Linked DNA regions of Homo sapiens: region 1 is linked to region 2. The links are chromatin loops, found by intact Hi-C in ENCODE. Cell type or tissue: tibial artery. All regions are shown on one strand. Links, peaks and the distances in the headings refer to the core of each region. The heading gives the core; the rest is flanking DNA. Region 1 has its middle 34 kb from the start of NUB1. Region 2 has its middle 8.4 kb from the start of CRYGN.

What was found. A loop is a pair of places that touch in the nucleus more often than their neighbours do. Peaks named below come from ENCODE experiments on the same cell type or tissue, not always from the same donor. Only the 100,000 strongest peaks of a DNase experiment are listed, where the experiment ranks them.
Region 1: it touches region 2 in a loop (5-fold over the local background); 51 of 110 quality-filtered maps call a loop at or near these places.

What each region holds. Positions count from the first base shown.
Region 1 is chr7:151,305,281-151,310,652 of GRCh38, forward strand. No RefSeq gene overlaps it. Among named protein-coding and RNA genes, the nearest start is that of NUB1, 34 kb to the right of the region's middle. In tibial artery, for the core only: no CTCF peak of the experiment used is centred there; no DNase peak of the experiment used is centred there; H3K27me3 peaks cover 2,121 bases.
Region 2 is chr7:151,445,805-151,451,176 of GRCh38, forward strand. No RefSeq gene overlaps it. Among named protein-coding and RNA genes, the nearest start is that of CRYGN, 8.4 kb to the left of the region's middle. RefSeq lists an enhancer at 2,469-2,968 and silencers at 2,581-3,060, 2,859-3,153. In tibial artery, for the core only: a CTCF peak has its summit at 3,015 (motif pointing left); DNase peaks (open chromatin) are centred at 3,039 and 4,417; H3K4me3 peaks cover 1,183 bases; H3K27ac peaks cover 849 bases.

The DNA of each region.
Region 1 (5,372 bases), core at 199-5,198, 140 kb before region 2:
GTTTATGGCTATTTTATCACCAAATTCTTCCCCAGCTGTGTAACTCTCCTTTTGATAAATTCCTGTCCGATAGTCTGTTCATTTCAGTGTTTTGAAGAACTCTTTCCCGGGGCTTCTGCCCTGCAGCCCAGAGAGGCCCTTGCCTCCCTCTTGGTTGGCCGACCCTGGTTCCTGGATCGTTTTTCTTGTTTCTTCCTTTATTCTCCCATTTTAATTGAGTACGTCCTTCCATAGCTTCCTGAAAAAAGATGCTTGAGAGGTAAAGTTTTGAGAGCTTGTATATCTGACCCTGTTTTTATTTTACCGTAACACTTGCTTGGTAGCTTAGCTGGGTATGTAATTGTTATCCGGGTATCAGTTTCCCTCAGTTTTGGTTTTTGATTTTAGAGACAAGATCTCACTCTGTTGCCCAGGATGGAGTGCAGTGTTGCTCACAGCTTTGCAATCTTGAACTCCTGGGCTCAAGCAGTCCTCCCACCTCAGCCTCCCAAGAAGCTGGGACCACAGGTGTGCACCAGCACACCTGGCTAATTTTCTAAACTTTTTTTTTTTTTTTTTTTTTTTTTGAGATTGGGTGCCTTACTTTGCTTCCCAAGCCAGTCTTGAACTCCTGGCTTCAAGTGATCCTCCCACCTTGGCCTCCCAAAGTGTTGGGATTACAGGCATGAGCCACTTCACCCAGCCCCCTCAGAGTGTTGAAGGCATGGCTACCTTCTAGTGTTGTAGATGAGAAGTCTGAGGCCACTCTTATCCTTCAGCCTTCCTATTACATCTATCTATATGTAGGATTGGAAGCTTGTAGAGTCTTCTCTGTGCCCTCAATATCCCCAGAGTTCATGACAGTGTGCTTTGAATGGGCCTAATTTTACATTGTACAGAGTATTTGGGGCATTCTTTCAATATGTATTTCATAACTTTCAACTCTGAGAATTCAGGAGAGAAATTAGAAGTAGAAGATAAATCCAGGATGTCCAAGTTGGAGTTTTGGGAAAACGAGTATATAATAGGAAGGAAGTTATTTGTAAACATACATGAAAATTTCCCAGAACTGAATATCCTGTCTGCAGATTGAAAACTCTGGTAGCATTTAACACGGTGAGTGAAATGACACCCACAGCAAGGCACGTGGTGGTGGCATTTTGTGGTTTGTATGTTTGAAGCTGTGTTTAAATATCACATAGAATATGATTTGAACTTCAATATACAGTCCAGGCAATAAGTATTGTGGCTGAGATGGAGGAGAAGTTGATACTGTTTGGCTGCATCAAGATACATTCAGGAGTGCTGGGCGCAGTGGCTCACACCTATAATCCCGACACTTGAGGAGGTCAAGGCAGGCGGATCCCTTGAGCCCAGGAGTTCGAGACAAGCCTGGGCATCATGGTGAAATCTTGTCTCTACAAAAAAAAAAAAAAAATTAGTGTGCATCTGCCATTCCAGCTACTCGGGAGGCTGAGGTGGGAAGATCACTTGAGCCCGGGAGGTGGAGGTTGCAGTGAGCTGAGATCACACCACTGCACTACAGCAGCCCGGGTGATAGAACAAGACCCTGCCAAAAAAATATAAAAAATGTATCCAGGAAGGCTTCATGGAGATGAAACTTCATCTGGTTTGTAAAAGATGGACAGACAGCAGGGCTGGAATCTCTCAGGGGCAGGAAACACTGAGCTTGTAATGACCCCCGAGGTGTGTGGGTGACTGTGCCCTGGGTCAGGTGATGGGGCTGGCCCAATACTCAAGATAAGGGCTGACGTACAGAAGGTATCCCTATTGTGAAGGCTGGTTGAGCCACCCTCTGCTCCTAATCTGAGACATCCCATGGAGAAAACAATGGCCTCACTGTATTCACCTAAGCCCAATCACAGCCAAGAGGCTTGAGCAGCTGAGGCCCACCAGGTAAAGATCGAAAGACCAATAAGCAGGTAAAGGTAGGGACACATCCTGCTTCCTCCAGGGAACTGAAGGGTGGAGGGTCCTGCTGTATAGGTCCCCTTGTGGGGATTCACCAAGCCCTCCCTGTGTTCCCCATAGAGTCGGAATCATGGCACCAGAAGGGACCTTAGAGCCACCCAACTTCTGAGCAAAGGCCAGAGGGAGGTGGGATTGGCCCAAGGTCCCGCTGCTCATTGGTGACAGGGCTGGGTTTAGAACCCATGTTTCTAGACCCTCACTCCCTTTGTCCTCATGGGGAGGGGCAGCCTTTCAGGAATAAACACTCAAAGACATTCATCTGCAGGTCATCTGCACTCAGCTCGGGGGCATCGCAGGGCGTCCGGTTGTGGGAAAGGGGACAGTGGGCCAGAGGGGAGGGGTTGCCATTTGCAGTTTGACTCAGGATCTGCATTTTGAGCTCCTGTTGAAGATGGAATTGCTCAGGGTCATTACGCATGCTCTCCAAATGTTCACATCTCCCTGTTCTGTATTTTCTGGGTCAGGGTCCTCAGGACTGTCCCCTGCCTGAGGGCCCTGAGCAGCCCTGGGGGCAGACGCCTCCCAGAGAGACACAGAGCCAGGTTCTGTTCAGAAACGCCTTGGGCTTCCAGTTTTGCATAAAGTTTGCTGGTAAGTGAGGCTGGCAGCACTTCTGAGGCTGGAGTCAGCTCCGTGGAGGCAGGGCCCTCATCTTATTCATCCCACCTCCCCTCAGAGGCTGGCACAGTGCTTAATACACAGAATGGGCCAAATACCCTTGTGGAGAGTAGCCGGCTCTTATGGGTTAAGTTGTGTCCCCCAAAAGATGCCAAAGTCTTAACCCCCCATATCTGTGAGTGTGACCTTATTTGGAAACAGGATCTGTGTAGATGATTAAGATAAGTTGTGCTAATCCAATATGGCTGTGCCCTTTTAAAGAAGGGAAATTTGGACACAGAGACAGACAGGCACACAGGGAGAACGCCATGCCATGTGCAGATTGAGTGAGTGAAGCCTCTGGAAGCTGGGAGGGAGGCCTGGGACCGAGCCTTCCCTAGTGCCCTCAGAGGGGGACTAGCCCTGCCGACACTATGGTCTCCAACTTCTGGCCTCCAGAACCAGGAGACCATACATCTCTTTTGTTCAAGCCAGTAGGAAGCCCCAGGAAACCAATGTATGGCCCAAAACACTGCCTGGTTTCCGCCTCCTGCTTGCCAGGCTGGTCTGTCTGTCTCCCGGCCTGCTGTGGATGTTTGCAGCCCAGCTGCCAGGGAGCAACATCAGTGAGACTGGGGTCATGGGTCCTGTGCCCCATGGACTGCATGTGGGACCCAAGCACTCAGCAGCCTCCCCAACCCATGTGCCTCAGCAAGGGGAACAGCTGGTGGAAGAGAGCGCCCTGGCCAGGGTCGCGGAGGACTGGGCCTCTATCTAGTTCCATTATGAGGCAGGGGTCCCTCCATCCTGCTTTGGCTCTGTGACCCAGTCTCTGACCACTTTCTTATTTAAGGAAAGACAAATAATTCTTGTGCTCCACAAGTCCTTGCCAATTTAATGTCATTTTCATTTGCAGCCTTTTAGGCTATTTAATTTGTAAATTTCCCTCAATAATTCCAGCAACATTATTTTCAGAGCCCTGATTGCAGCATTTACATTTTTTAGTATTCCATGAACCGCACTCTGAGATGTGTGGCTGCAGCCATCATCAGGGTACAGCCAGAAAGCACCCCAAGGGTGGGCGCCCTCCCATCCTGCCTGCAGGCGGTGGCTTGCTGGCATCTGTGGGAACTGCCCGTGTCCATGTGCTGAGAGGAATGACCTGCAGGAATGGGTCCCTCTGCACCCGCTTCCAGGACTGCCCGCCAGCGTGCAATTCCCCATCTGCTGCTAAGACCTTCCTGGATCAATATCCCTCATCTGGGTCATCCAGGGAAGCTTTTGCACGTGGTTTCACACTTCTCAATTCCAAGCCCTGAGGGGCTGGTTATTCTCCTTTCTCCCCACCCCACCCTACCCCAGGTTCATTCCCAGCGCTCTGGTCTGCTCTGTGTCTCAGGGCTGGCCCAGCGGGTGCTCAGGGTGAAAGGAGAGGGGCCGTGTCTCCGAAGCTCCCTCCCACCTCCTTGCCAATCGTGGGCAGCAGCCACGTTCCTCAGGCCACTGTCCCTGTTTTGTGATCTAGCCTCAGCAGCCACCTCCTTTATTGTTCGAGGGGGCTGGAACTGGCCCTGCAGCAGCCTCTGGAAACCTCAAAGCTACATCATAACCAAGCAAGTCTGTGGAGTCCCCACCTCCTTTGGCCACTAGCATCTGGCCTGTGGTCTGGGAGGGTGCAACTCACAGATGGAGCTTTGACATGTGTGGGTCCTGCCACAGCCAGGGAGGCTAAAAGAGTGAGTGTCTGGCATTTCCTGCTTGTACAGTGGGAGGTGATTTATGCCTGGTAAGAGGGTTTCCCTAGATCCATGAAGACTGAAGATATGTGATGATAGATGAAGAACTTCCGGTGTTGGAAGCCTTAGTGAGTGCCAAGGAAGTTCCGTGTAGCCCAGAAAAACTGAAAAACCATCATAAGTTCTGACTTGTCTGTAGCAGACCGTGTTGGAAGTGCCAACTGCATATCCCTTCAGCAGAGTAGACAGGGCACATCTTTTCTTTTTTTATTATTTTGAGGCAGGGTCTCACTCTGTCACCCAGGCTGGAGTGCAGTGGCATGATCATATCTCACTGCAACCTCGACTTCCCGGACTCAAGTGATCCTCCCACCTCAGCCTCCCTAGTAGCTGGGACTACAGGCATGCACCACCATGTCTGGCTAATTTAATTTATTTATTTATTTATTTATTTATTTATTTATTTATTTATTTATTTTGTAGAGACAGAGTCTCACTATATTGCCCAGGCTTCTTTTTTGATGGGAATGGTATATTTGATAAAACTTGAATACCACCTTTTAGCTACAATGTTAAAAAATTGTTTTGCAACATTGTAATAAAACCAGTGAGAAACTGTAGACTCTAGATTTGGTTGTACAAGATACCTTCTTTTGTCATCAATTTGAAATTAATGAAATCTGGAACAAAAGTAATAAAGATGACAGATAAAATTGATAGAGGTTATTTGGACATTGAGAAGCAAATTGTAACAAAACCCTTTCCAATCACATAAAAAGCAGCAATTGATTCAGGAGAAATGATACATTTTGAATAGAAACAATGAATAAGCTTTTGGGTTCTTTGATAAACCAATGAGTGAATCCTAAGAACATACAGGAAAAGGATGGAACTTCTTTACAATTTGACATGAAATGCTGACATTGAGGCAACAGTGTTTGTAGAGCACCATGTCACAGAGGACACCCTGCCATGCATTCAAAGGGTTTTTAAGAGTAGCCACTAAGCACAAAACCCATGAAATGCCCTGGAATCTTAAAACTCATATATGAAACTTGACAGGTATTT
Region 2 (5,372 bases), core at 300-5,299:
CCACAGAGGTCTTCCAAATTGCCCCACTGACATACAGATGAGATCTACCCTTGGTAGTTCCAAGGCCAGTTGCTCAACATCAGTTCAAATGTATAGCGTTCATTTGAATTGGATCTTTTGTAAATTGCTTGTTCATATGCTTTGCTCATTTTTTTCTGTCTTTCCTTATTGATTATGTGTGTGTGCCTGTGTGTGTGCAAGTGTTTCTTTGTTTTAGAGACAGAGTTTCACTCTGTCACCCAGGCCAGAGTGCAGTGCCACGATCATAGCTCAATGCAGCCCCAAACAACTGGGCTAAGGCATCCTCCTGCTTCAGCCTCCCTTGTAGCTGGGACTAAAGGCACACGCCCACACCCAGCTAGGTTTTTAAAATTTTTTGTAGAGACGGGGTCTCACTATGTTGCCCATGCTGGTCCCGAGTTCCTGGCCTCAAGGGATCCTCCTGCCTTGGCCTCCTAAAGTGCTGGGATTACAGGCATGAGGCACCATGCCTGGCTGTGTGTGTTTTAACTTGCTATCTATTCTTTTGCTGTGTGTGTGTGTGTGAGTCCGCTATCTGTTCCTTTGCTGTTGTCTATTCCTTGTTGTGTGGGTTCATTTTAGACTTTTCCCAGTTTGTTGCTACTCCCAAACCTGCCCTAATTCAATACAAAGTCATGTGAGTGGGCAATGAGGCCCTTCCAGCCCTTCACTCTGGAGCTCTGGGTGTGTGTGACAGGCTGAGGGGAGGCACTTTCCCAGTAGCCCCCTGCCTCCAGCGTCATCCTAATGCTCTTGGGAGCAGAGTGGTCCTGGGGCTTGGGAGAGGCCATCCTGGGTAGCGTTTGAGAGACAGGACTCAGGACTCCCCTCCAAATTGAGGCTGTATGTGACACCACTGTGTGAGACCCCCAGGTTCTGCCCCCTTCCCCACTTCCTTCTCCATGCCCACTCCCAGCTCCAGCCACTGTCAGTACCAGTGGAACTGCTGCAGGAGCCTCTCAGCATCCCAGTCTGTCTGCTCTGGGCTCCTCCAGACCGTTCTCCACCCACAGCAAGAGCGGCTCCTTTCCCTATATATATATTATGAGTCATTTCAGGCAGCAAATCTACCTTCCAGTTTAAGAAATAAGACATTACAGGCCAGGCAAGGTGGTTCATGCCTGTAATCCCAGTGCTTTGGGAGGCCAAGGAGGAAAGATTGCTTGAGCCCAGGAGTTTGAAATCAGCCTGGGCAACAACGCAAGATCCTGTCTCTACAAAAAAATTAAAAAATTAGCCGGGCATGGTGGCACATGCCTGTGGTCCCAGCTACTAGGGAGGCTGAGGTGGGATGATTGCTTGAGCCCAGGAGGTCGAGGCCGCAGTGAGCCAAGATTGCACCACTGCAGTACAGCCTGGGCAACAGAGAAAGATCCTGTCTCAAAAAAAAAAAAAAAAAAAAAAAAAAAAAAAAGACAAGACATTACAAATGGGGGGCTCCTAGGTGCTCTAATGTGAATACTCACTTAAAACCTATAATGTGATCCTACCTAAAATTGCTCAATGGCTTCCCATGGCCCTTCAAGTGAAGCAGGGACCAGGACACGCAGGACCCTGAGATCAGGCCTCCTGAGATGTTGCACCCATCCTGGGGTGCGGTCCCAACACCTGAGCTGAGCTTCCCAGGGCTCAAGGACCTGGTCTCGCTGCCCGCGCCTCCCCCCAGCCCCACTCCCCAACCTCTCTCGCCAGCGGGTACCATCGCATCTGTGTGGGCGAGGCGCTCAGCGCTAGAGCTGTGGACACCAAGGAGGAGGCGCTCAAAAGATGTTTACAAACGGGCTGGGCGCGCTGGCTCACACCTGTAATCCTAGCACTTTGGGAGGCCGAGGCAGGAGGATTGCTTGAGCCCAGGAGTTCGAGACCAGCTTGGGAAACACGGTAAGACCTTGTCTCTACTTAAATTATATATATATATATATACACACACACATACATATACATGAGAGAGAGAGAGACCGGGTGAGGTGGCTCACGCCTGTAATCCCAGCACTTTGAGAGGCCGAGGCGGGCGGATCACCTGAGGTCAGGAGTTTGAAACCAGCCTGGCCAACATGATGAAACCCCGTCTCTACTAAAAATACAAAAATTAGCTGGGCGTGGGGGCAGTCACCTGTAGTGGCAGCTACTCGGAAGGCTGAGGCAGGAGAATCGCTTGAACCCGGGAGGCAGAGGTTGCAGTGAGCTGCGGAGGTTGCAGATCGCGCCACTGCACTCCAGCCTGGGCGACGACAAAGCGAGACTCCGTCTCAATATATATATTTATTAAAGATATTTATAAACGAACAAAAAGTTGGAAACACTTTGCATACCAAAGCTCAGGCGTGGGCGAGAGCGGGGAGACTAGACTCCGTCCGCGGTCCAGGGCTGCATGGGGCAGCGATGCCCGCTCTGCCCAACGCTCCGCTAGCGAAGCGCAGTTCGTGGTCGCCAGGCCTGCAGCTCCCGCCTGGGCTCCGCGCTTCCGCACCGGGCTGCGGGTTCCTCTCTCCGCCTCCTGCGCCGGGTCAGCCCCGGAGGACACTGATGAGTGCGTGAATGAGTAAGGGAATAAATGCGCGAAGGCCAGCACCGCCAGGCTGCAGCGCCGGCCGAGGGCCCCAGCGGAGCTCGGCGGGGGTGCGGGGCGGTTCCAGGAGCCTCGCCCCCTGCTGGGGACCCAGCTTGTGCCCTGGCGTCGTGGCCGCCGGCAGGCAGCAAGGAAGGGGGTGTAAAGAGCCCGGTTAGGCTGAGTCCCTGCCCTTCCGAGGGAGCCCGTCTGCGAGTGAGCCCGTCTGCAAGTGAGCCCGTCTGCAAGTGAGCTGGGCCTGGGCCTCTGCAGGGGTCGCCCCGCCAGCCCGGGCCCCCTGGCTGCGCCCCGTTTCCAGCCGGCGTCAGGGAGGGGGCTGCAGTGCTCCGGGGGTCATCGGATTCGGGCGGGGAAGGAAAGGCGGGACGTCTGCGCCCCAGAAGACAGTCCCCGGGTCTCCCACCCTGAAAGCCAGCGAGGTTCGGGTAAATGAAAGTTGCTGAAGCCTGACCCCTCGTGGTGGGCACAATCACCACACGCCCCAGGGCGGCCGCGGGAGGATTTAGAATTAGAATTATTATTGCCGTTATATTTGTTTAGAGATGGGCTCTCCCTATGTTGCCCAGGCTGGTCTTGAATTTCTGGACTGAAGCGATCCTCCTGCCTCAGCCTCCCGAGTAGTCGGGACTACAGGCGGGTGCCACCACATCTGCTTAGAATTATAATAAATTCGAATTCTCATAGTGCTTACTTATAGCCAGCACCAACTAAAGCTTAACATATATTAAGTCATTTAATTCTCTCAACAATCCTAGGAGGTGGGTTCTGTCATGATCCCCATCTTAGAGTTGTGGGGAGTGAGGCCCAGCCTGCATGAGTAGCTTGCACAAGGTCACAGGGTCACACAGCAAGCAGGCAGTGAAGCTGGGATTCGAATCCAGAATTGGTGCCCTTAACCTCTACAGAGAATTATAACGCACACGTTTCCTCACCTTTGTGCAGTTCTAAAAGCACACCAGCTTTATCTATTCATATTCTTACTTTATTTTATTTTATTTGAAACAGAGTCTCACTCTGTTGCCCAGGCTGGAGTGCAGTGGCGCGATTTCAGCTCACTGCCTCCTGGGTTCAAGCAATTCTCCTGCCTCAGGCTCCCGAGTAGCTAGGACTACAGGTGTGAGCCACCACACCCGGCTAATTTTTGTGTTATTAGTAGGGACGGGGTTTCACCATGTTGCCCAGGCTGGTCTCGAACACCTGACATCGTGATTCGCCCCCCCTCAGCCTCCCAAAGTGCTGGGATTACAGGTGTGAGCCACCGTGCCTGGCCTCATGTTCTTATTTTAGATCTCACTTCACTTCCTTCTTCCTCACCTAAGTCATCAACACATCCTGATCGAATGACTCAAAGGCTGAAAATATGCTCATCCTTTAAAAGCTACCCATCAAAGTGCAAATTAAAAGCACAATGAGACATCACAAGTGTCGCTGAGGGTGCTGAGCAAGTGGGACTCTCACTCACTGCTGGGGGGTGTGTGAAATGGTACAGTTACTTTAGTTTTTTATAAAGTCAAGATACGCTTACCATGTTAACTGACAATTCCACTCTTGGTGTTTACCTAACAGAAGTAAAAACATAGACCCCCAGCTTTGCACATGTTATAGCAGCTTTATTCATCACAACCCCAGCCTGGACGCAGTCCAGGCATCCACCAATGGTCGAATGATAACTACATCGTAGTTCATCCATACAACTGAATGCCACTCAGCAGTAAAAAGGAACAAACCCTCGATACACGCAATGGCATGAATAAATCCCAGAAACATCCGCTGAGCCTAGGAAGCCAGACGCAGAAGCCTGCACGCTGGGTGGCTCTGTGTGTATGAGACTCTGGACAAGATACAGGGCTCTTTGGTGCCAGACAGCACACCAGCGGCCTCCTGGTCCAAAGCTGGTGGTGGCAGAGATGGTGATTTTCAGACACAGCACAAGGGAATTTTTTGGGGTGATAGAAAGTTCTATATTTTGATTGTGGTGGTAGGCACACAGGTGGATACGTTTGTCAAAACTCATCAAAGTTTACACTTAAAATGATTGAATACAGTAATCTCAGAACTTTGGGAGGCTGAGGCAGGCAGATCACCTGAGGTCAGGAGTTCGAGACCAGCCTGGCCAACATGGGGAAACCCTGTCTCTACCAAAAAGTATAAAAAATTAGTCGGGTGTGGTGGCGTGCGCTTGTAATCCCAGCTACTTGGGAGACTGAGGCAGAAGAATCGCTTGAACCCGGGAGGCAGAGGTTGCAGTGAGCCAAGATTGTGCCACTGCACTCTAGCCTGGGCGACAGAGTGAGACTCCGTCAAAAAAAAAAGTGAACACATTTATAGCACAATCTGACAAGACTTTAAGACAAGAATTTGGGGTGTTCAGAGAGATAAGCAAAGCGGTCATCTAAAAAGGACAAGAAAGCCAGGCGCAGGGACTCACAGCTGAAATCCCAGAGATAGACTCCATCTAAAAAAAAAAAAAAAGAAAGTATAGTTCTCCGATATTTCTTTTACTCTTGAAGCAAAGAAGAGCTCTCTCCCGCCAAGTTGATATTACAATCCATAGTTTTAATTTTCCTTTTTGCAAGAACACATTTGAAAGACTGTAACTAGTTAATAAACTTACCAATACATCTTATCACTAACTGCACTATTGTCTCTGAGATCCTGTACCCTCCACCTGGGTTTCTCTCCTCTTCATGTTGAAGTATGTCTTTCAGTTACTCATTTAGTAGTAGCCTCTGTGTGGTAAACACTCTCAGTCTTTGCTTGTTTGAAATGATTGTAAAGTCTC